Regions from separate parts of the Homo sapiens genome. Here regions 2 and 3 are each linked to region 1. A link is a loop called in an ENCODE intact Hi-C map of the cell type or tissue named here. Cell type or tissue: heart left ventricle. All regions are shown on one strand.

Region 1 (2,500 bases):
ACTCCTGACCTCAGGTGACCCACCTGCCTCGACCTGCCAAAGTGCTGGGATTACACACATAAGCCACTGCACCCAGCAGAGTATTATGCTTTGATTGCAGACATATCAAGATAATGACACTTTTCTTTTTTTTCGACAGGGTCTCTGTCACCCAGGCTGGACTGCAGTGGTGTGATCATAGTTTACTGCAGCCTTGACTTCTGGGGCTCAACTGATCCTCCCACCTCAGCCTCTCAAATAGCCAGGACTACAGGCTGCACCATCACACCCAGCTAATTAAAAAAAAAATTTTTTTTTGTAGAGACAGGTCTCATTTTGTTGCCCAGGCTGGTCTTGAACCCCAGAGCTCGAGTGATCCTCCCGCCTAGCCTCCCAGTGCTGGGATCACAGGCGTGAGCCACCACGCAGCCCCCACTGTGACTGACACTTGTGCCCGGTTGCCTAGGAGTGTGCAACATCAGATCTGGGGGCACGTGCTTTATTAAGAGTTCAGAACTGGGGCCAGGCGCGGTGGCTCATGCCTGTAATCCCAGCACTTTGGGAGTCCAAGGCGGGCAGATCACAAGATCAGGAGATTGAGACCATCCTGGCTGACGCGGTGAACCCTGTCTCTACTAAAAATACAAAAAATTAGCCAGGCGTGGTGGCGGGCGTCTGTAGTCCCAGCTACTGGGGAGGCTGAGGCAGGAGAATGGCTGAACTCGGGAGGTGGAGCTTGCAGTGAGCCAAGATCGTGCCACTGCACTTCAGCCTGGGCAACAGAGCGAGACTCCGTCTCAAAAAAAAAAAAAAAAAAAAGAGTTCAGAACTGGAAAAGGCATTCAAAATGTAAGGCAGAAAAAGCCACTAAGAAAGTTAATTACCTAACAAGTTGAAAATTATAACAGATCATGACATAACAGTCATCAGAAAATTTGTCAACAGTAACAATACTTTTCCATACTTTTACCCCAGCGTAAAAAGAGTTATTTTAACATAGTTTCAGATTTCCTATTTCCAACCCATAGTTTTAAAAACATCTTTTATTATCTCCACTCAACTACAGAATTACTTATAGGTGCTTATCCCACCTTTCTGCTTCCTCCAAGTTATTTTTTAATTGCGTCAAATTTGGAATTCATCAAACTTAAAATAGGACATTTACTGTACACCATATTAAAGCCTTTTCCAACAGTATAAAACTGAAAACTGTTAAATACAATTGGCTACTTATTAGAATAATTATCAATATCAAGCAAACATTTCATTTTCCCTCCCAAACCCCCCAAAACAAAGATAATTAGAATAATGATCAGTTTTGGGCAAACATCTCGTTCTCCTTCCCAACTCTCCCAAAACAAAGATAATCAGCATCCAATTTTTTCCCCACAATTTAGTACTAAGAGATCAACACTGCCATGAATTGGGCTTGTTTTTCTGTGCTGGATCAGCAGCTCCAAGTGGAGAATGCAAGCACTGCATTTCACTAACCTCGCCAAGAAAAGGCTGGCACATGCATTCATCATCATCTAAACCAAGCCCAGGTAAAGAAACAGAATACAATAAAATTTACAGTAAGATTTTCCACAAAATAAAATTGACCTTTGTTTCAAAGAACATAATTCTGAAAGGCTAGGAAAAGCAAAACTGAAACGGCCTCTCATGACTTTAAGAATGAACTTATTGAGCAAGGCTCACCCAAGGGTTTATATACATATTGCTAGACAGATAGTCAGACATTAAAAACCTACATTTTTGGCCAGGCATCATGGCTCACGCCTGTAATCCCAGCACTTTGGGAGGCTGAGGCGGGCGGATCACCTGAGGTCAGGAGTTCAAGACCAGCCTGGACAACATGGTGAAACCCCATCTCTATTAAAAATATAAAAAATTAGGCCAGGCACAGTAGCTCACACCTGTAATCCCAGCACTTTGGGAGGCCAAGGCAAGCAGATCATGAGGTCAAGAGATCGAGACCATCCTGGCCAACATGAACATAGTGAACCCATGCCTCTACTAAAAAATATACAAAAATTAGCTGGGCATGGTGGCGCATGCCTGTAGTCCCAGCTACCCAGGAGGCTGAGGCAGGAGAATCGCTTGAACCGGGGAGGCAGAGGTTGCAGTGAGTCAAGATCCCGCCACTGCACTCTGTCTCAAAAAAAAAAAAAAAAAAAAAATTAGCCGGGCATGGTGGCAGATGCCTGTAATGCCAGCTACTAAGGAGGCTGAGGCAGGAGAATCGCTTGAACCCAGGAGGTAGAGGTTGCAGTGAACCGAGATCATGCCACTGCACTCCAGCCTGTCTCAAAAAAAAAGACTCTGTCTCAAAAAAAAAAAAAAAAAAAAAAAAAAACCCTTTTCCATAGGAAAAGCTTGTGACTTCCACATTCTTTCAGGATTAACATTTCTATGATATGTCAAACATGTTTTATTTTTGTCTACACTAAGCATTCACTTACAACATTCTAACTAGATAAAAAATTTTGAATGTTAGAAAAGTACAGTGCTTCTTATCAAC
Region 2 (2,500 bases), 170 kb before region 1:
CCCACTCATTTAAAATCCCTGGTAGTCTGGGAAACTGGGTGGCTTTCCAATGCTGAGCCCCTAGGCCGGTCTGAAAGGTCTCCTCCTCCTCCTCCAGGTCAAAACAAAGGACTGTGACCCTACCGTTTCTGCTCTCTAAAACTTACTTGCGCAGCGCCGCACAGCCTCCCACGTCTCTAGCTTCTTTGCTGCCCCTACAGACAGACATGTAGATCATTTTAAATTTAAGGCCTTCACTGATTTCCTTAGGGGAAACAGAGGAAGAGTGAACAGGAGAACCAACCTTAAGAAAAAGTGCTTACAGAGTTGCTGATCTCTAGCTTCAGACACAGCCCCCCTACTTCCTTATTTAGCCGTGCTTAAGGTAAAAGCCCACAACAATAGAAGTCAAAGAGCCCCTTCCTGAGGTGCTCTATGAAAATTTGCATTTCTGAGAGGCTTCCAAGGGGACTGACTCAAATTCATCTTTCTTTTCCCCAGGCTGGCAGTTAACTGCGGAACTGCAGGATAAAACGTTCAAGTGCTGGTGAAAAATAGGGACAGCTTGCAGATGTTGTAAAATTTGGGGCCGTGAAATCTTAACACTGCCCTCCAATCTTCTCACCCTTTTAGATGCTACCATGGACGTTTGTTTAAAGGCCCTCCAAAATGACAGTTTTTGGTTAAGTTCCAGGAAGATAGGGCATTATTTTAATCCAGTAGAAAAAGAAGAGGATATGACCCTACAGTGTGCCAGATAAAGAAGTTTAAGGACAAAACTTGCCCCTTGCTTCAATACTTCATGATATAATCGGACCTGTCGACACCTCAGTATACACAGCAATGAGTGTATAAACTTACTGAATTAATGTGGGCGCTGGATTCCGAGATGAGAAACTCTGAGGTGCAAACAACCACGGTATATTGTGGTTCCACGGAAGTTTCATCGGGTCCTTAAGAAGCCCTTGCTTGGCCTGTTTGAATGCTGGGCATAGGTCGATAAATAGAGCGTAGTTGTTTAAATAGTTTTACTTAAGTTCTGAAATCAACTCTACTTTAAATCTATATAGCTGCAGGTAATGTAATCAGGCCATCCTCTTCCAAGCTGGCAGCCATGGCAAAAGTCCCTTTCTCTTGGCGCGAATTACAAGGAAATTCAAGAAATACTTTAAGATATATATATGCCAAAGACCTGGAGTTAAGTTACTAGGGTGGGGCTGTGTAAATGTTTGGTGACTCACTAAAGAAAGTTGGGATCTGGGGTGCTGGCACCTGGAGGACACAGAAGAAACAAAAGTTGGGGGGCTGGCGAAGGTCGCTAGCACACTTTATCTCTGATTGGCGGAAGCCCTCAGAGTTTTCTTTATGGCGTCACCGAGTACCTGCCTGTAGAAAGGCCCCGTCTCCGTGACGTCACGCCGCATTGGCCAATGAAAGGCCTCAGTCTGCGGGCCCCGAGGAGGGTTGTGGGCCCTTTTTTGTGAATGAAGCGCCACGGAACAGCCCTCCTGGGGTCCCCACGAGCCGCGTCCTGCTGTGCCCCGGCGCCTACGCAGCAGCGGCCGCGGCCGCGGTGGGCACGCACGGTTACCCCGGGCAGCTCCGGCCGCCAGCTGCAGCCCCGTCGCCTCGGCCGCGCCAGCCGGCTGCGGGCACCTGGGGGCGGGCTGGGGGCGCCGGCCGCGGCAGGAGGCGCTGTAGCGAGGGCTGCGGCGCCGGTCCTGCGGCGGCCGCGGGAGGCAGCGGGGCAGGCGCTGTGGGCCGGGCTCCTCCTCCGGCTCCTGCGCGACCGCCTCCCGCCGGGCTCTGCCGGCGCCCGCCGTCCCCGCAGCGCCGCTCTGCGCCCGCCGCCCCGAGCGCCCGCGCGGGGCTGGCGGGAGCCTCGGCGGGCGCGCGGGCGCGCGGGGCCATGGTCGTGGCCCCCTGACGGGCCGCGGCCGCCTCCATGAAGCGGAAAAGCGAGCGGCGGTCGAGCTGGGCCGCCGCGCCCCCCTGCTCGCGGCGCTGCTCGTCGACCTCGCCGGGTGTGAAGAAGATCCGCAGCTCCACGCAGCAAGACCCGCGCCGCCGGGACCCCCAGGACGACGTGTACCTGGACATCACCGGTGAGCCGGCCAGTGGGCGCGCGGAGGGCCCCGGACGGCCGCACCCGGCGCGGGGCCCTGGCCCACCTCCCACCGGGCTGCCCGGGGCCTCCGGGGCCGGGCCGAAATGCCTTCGCCCCCACCCCCTTAAACGCCCCGGCCGCCACACCCCCTTTAGGAGCCTGGCTCCTGAGGAGCGCCCCCCGCCCCGAGTTTCTAGCTGCGTGGGCTGCGAGCTTTAACTTTAGCTTGTGCACCCTCCTCCACCAGCAAGATGGACCGAGGGTCACCTTTCTAAGTTGCGGGCGTCAGCCCGGCGCCTCGAACCTGCAGCTCCTCCCCGCGGGCTGCTTCTGAGTTCCTGTGGATTCCGCCTTCAGGGATTGCGAGCCCGGTTGGCCCTCGCGCGAGTCACAACCTCTGAATCAGCCCCTGAG
Region 3 (2,500 bases), 70 kb after region 1:
TCAGGGCTGAAAATGTTTCCCAGTTTTCATTCTCCTGGTTGTTTAGTGCCTAAGGGTAGAAAAACAATTCTCTGGGCATCTATATAGTTAGGCCCCAACTTTTATTTAACTTGAAATCTTAAGCTTTTCTAAGAAGCTAAAAGTTCATATATATATATATATATAATATACATTATATATTAAATATATAATATATATATTTTTGAGACGGAGGCTTGCTCTGTCGCCCAGGCTGGAGTGCAGTGGCGCGATCTCGCCTCACTGCAAGCTCTGCCTCCCGGGTTCACGCCATTCTCCTGCCTCAGCCTCCTGAGTAGCTGGGACTACAGGCGCCCGCCACCACGCCCGGCTAATTTTTTTTGTATCTTTAGTAGAGACGGGGTTTCACCGTGTTAGCCAGGATGGTCTCGATCTCCTGACCTCGTGATCTGCCCGCCTCGGTCTCCCAAAGTGCTGGGATTACATGTGTGAGCCACCGCGCCTGGCCAAAAGTTCATATTTTTTAAAGACTGACAAGGGTAGGCGGTTCTGGGAAGCTGTCCTTCAACTGACCTGACCCGAAGGCAAACGGCCCTCCGCGAGGAATGCACCTACCACAAAGCACCCAGAGGACACCCAAGTCCCAAGGCTTCACCCACCTTACTCCTAGCCACTCCACTCCTAGATATTTATTTAAGAGAAATGAAGACACAGGTCCCACAAACGCCCACGAATTTTCATGGAAGCATTTTTCCTAATGGTCCTAAACTGGAAACAACCAATGGATACACAATTTGTGATACTATTCAACGATTAAACAAACCACATGGTCGAGTCCAAAGCATAGAGTGAAAACCCCTGAGACCACATGCTCATTCATAAATTCTAGAAAGCACCCTGTTTATTTGAAATTCCGGAAAAGGCAAACCTAACCTACAGCAATAGTCATCGATGAGATGCGGGCGTTAACTTCAAAGGGGCAGCAAGGGGAATTTTTGGGGCGATGGAAATGTTGTTTTGAGTAGTTACTCCTGTGGATGCCTTTGTCGAAGCTCATCTCAAACTATGGACTGGCAAGATGTGTACACTTCATTGTATGTAAATTATACACTAAACAAAAAAGTTGTAGGGAAAAAAAAAAAAAAGCAAAACAAGCCCTGAGACTTACTGAAGCGTTTCTTTCCAGGAAAGCCTGGAGGAAGGCAGCGCTTTTCAACTCCCCAGCGCATTGCCGGCCCTGGAGACCGAAGGAGGTGCCTGGAACCAGGGTGAAGTCCAGCGCGCAGGGTCCTCCCGCGCCGGCCTCGGGCGCTCGCAGGGGGCGGGTCGGGACCTGGGATTGCGCCGGGCTCTTCCTGTTCCTGCCGCGCCCTCTTCCCCGGCCCGGCCGGGCGGGACCAGTGCGCAGCCGGGGCTGGCGGGCGGCGGGGTCCGCGGGGCCGCAGGAGATGACGGCCGGCGGCCAGGCCGAGGCCGAGGGCGCTGGCGGGGAGCCCGGCGCGGCGCGGCTGCCCTCGCGGGTGGCCCGGCTGCTGTCGGCGCTCTTCTACGGGACCTGCTCCTTCCTCATCGTGCTTGTCAACAAGGCGCTGCTGACCACCTACGGGTGAGGCGGGGCCCGGGGCCGGGGGGTCTGCGGGAGTGCGGGGCTGCCCCTGTCCTCCGTGCGCTTCAGCGGCGCCCGGGACAGGGCGGGTGGGGACAGGGACCCTCGAGTCTCAGCTGGGCACATTGGTCGAGTTTCCCAGGCGCCCTCCAGAACTCGCTCAGCTTTCTACACTCAGGCCACAACCTGAGAAAGTCGTTCTCTTCCTGAGCGCGCCTGCCCTGCTGCGAGGCGCCCTGTCCTAGGTGGGCTGGTAGAGCTCAGACAGATTCTTTCATACACCCAGCGAGCTGAAAACAGGGATTCAAATGCCTGCTTCAAAGGACGCAATTCCTTACACAGATCTCCATGTTCAACGGTCAGGTACTCCTGAGCCAGTAAGTCTGTATTGATTGACTGTTCATTCTCAGATGACCAGCGTGTTCATGGAAAACTCGGGAAAACAATTGGAAGTTCATATGGAGTACTTTTTTGGATTAGTGTGAAGTAAACGCAAATTTGTGCTGCCTTGAACCTATTTGTAAGGACTAGAAAATCCTGCTTAATTCTGCTACCATTGTAGCGGCACTGAGAAAATTGTGGATTTAGACCCAGCTCCACCGGTTAACACCTGTCTTTTTGGACCAGTCTCACAGTCAGCAATTTTTTTCAGATGCAAAAAACCTGAATGATTACAATCGTGTTAATTACCCTCCAGGGCTCTGCACGAGCTGTTATATGTGAAGGCTCTTTGTAAACTCTACTATGTTACAAGAATATGCCATCAACATTTTAGAGCCCAAAGAGACCTAGAGTGTCTTAGTTAGAGAGTATCTTAGAGTATCAGCTTTCTTTTTTTATATATACATACAGATTCAGCTTATGTGGGTCTCACTTTTCTCGAATATAAAATACGAAAGCTGAGGCTGGCTGAGG

What was found. Hi-C counts contacts between places; a loop is a spot of excess contacts. Peaks named below come from ENCODE experiments on the same cell type or tissue, not always from the same donor. Only the 100,000 strongest peaks of a DNase experiment are listed, where the experiment ranks them.
Region 2: a loop joins it to region 1, with 1.8 times the contacts of the local background. A loop is called at or near these places in 30 of 110 quality-filtered maps.
Region 3: it touches region 1 in a loop (4-fold over the local background); 15 of 110 quality-filtered maps call a loop at or near these places.

The regions. Positions count from the first base shown.
Region 1 is chr9:96,452,747-96,455,246 of GRCh38, reverse strand. All of the region lies in intron 1 of HABP4 (hyaluronan binding protein 4), which reads right to left. Among named protein-coding and RNA genes, the nearest start is that of HABP4, 3.8 kb to the right of the region's middle. In heart left ventricle, a CTCF peak has its summit at 1,432; no DNase peak of the experiment used is centred here.
Region 2 is chr9:96,618,803-96,621,302 of GRCh38, reverse strand. It overlaps CDC14B (cell division cycle 14B), which reads left to right and starts at 1,460. Exons shown (of 14, transcript NM_033331.4): 1 at 1,460-2,084. The coding sequence starts at 1,925. RefSeq lists an enhancer at 1,809-2,309. In heart left ventricle, no CTCF peak of the experiment used is centred here; DNase peaks (open chromatin) are centred at 1,402, 1,622 and 2,492; H3K4me3 peaks cover 1,822 bases; H3K27ac peaks cover 630 bases.
Region 3 is chr9:96,382,562-96,385,061 of GRCh38, reverse strand. It overlaps SLC35D2 (solute carrier family 35 member D2), which reads left to right and starts at 1,351. Exons shown (of 12, transcript NM_007001.3): 1 at 1,351-1,585. The coding sequence starts at 1,428. It overlaps SLC35D2-HSD17B3 (SLC35D2-HSD17B3 readthrough), which reads left to right and starts at 1,351. Exons shown (of 26, transcript NR_182427.1): 1 at 1,351-1,585. RefSeq lists silencers at 1,363-1,692, 1,703-1,752. In heart left ventricle, no CTCF peak of the experiment used is centred here; a DNase peak (open chromatin) is centred at 1,311; H3K4me3 peaks cover 1,836 bases; H3K27ac peaks cover 1,151 bases.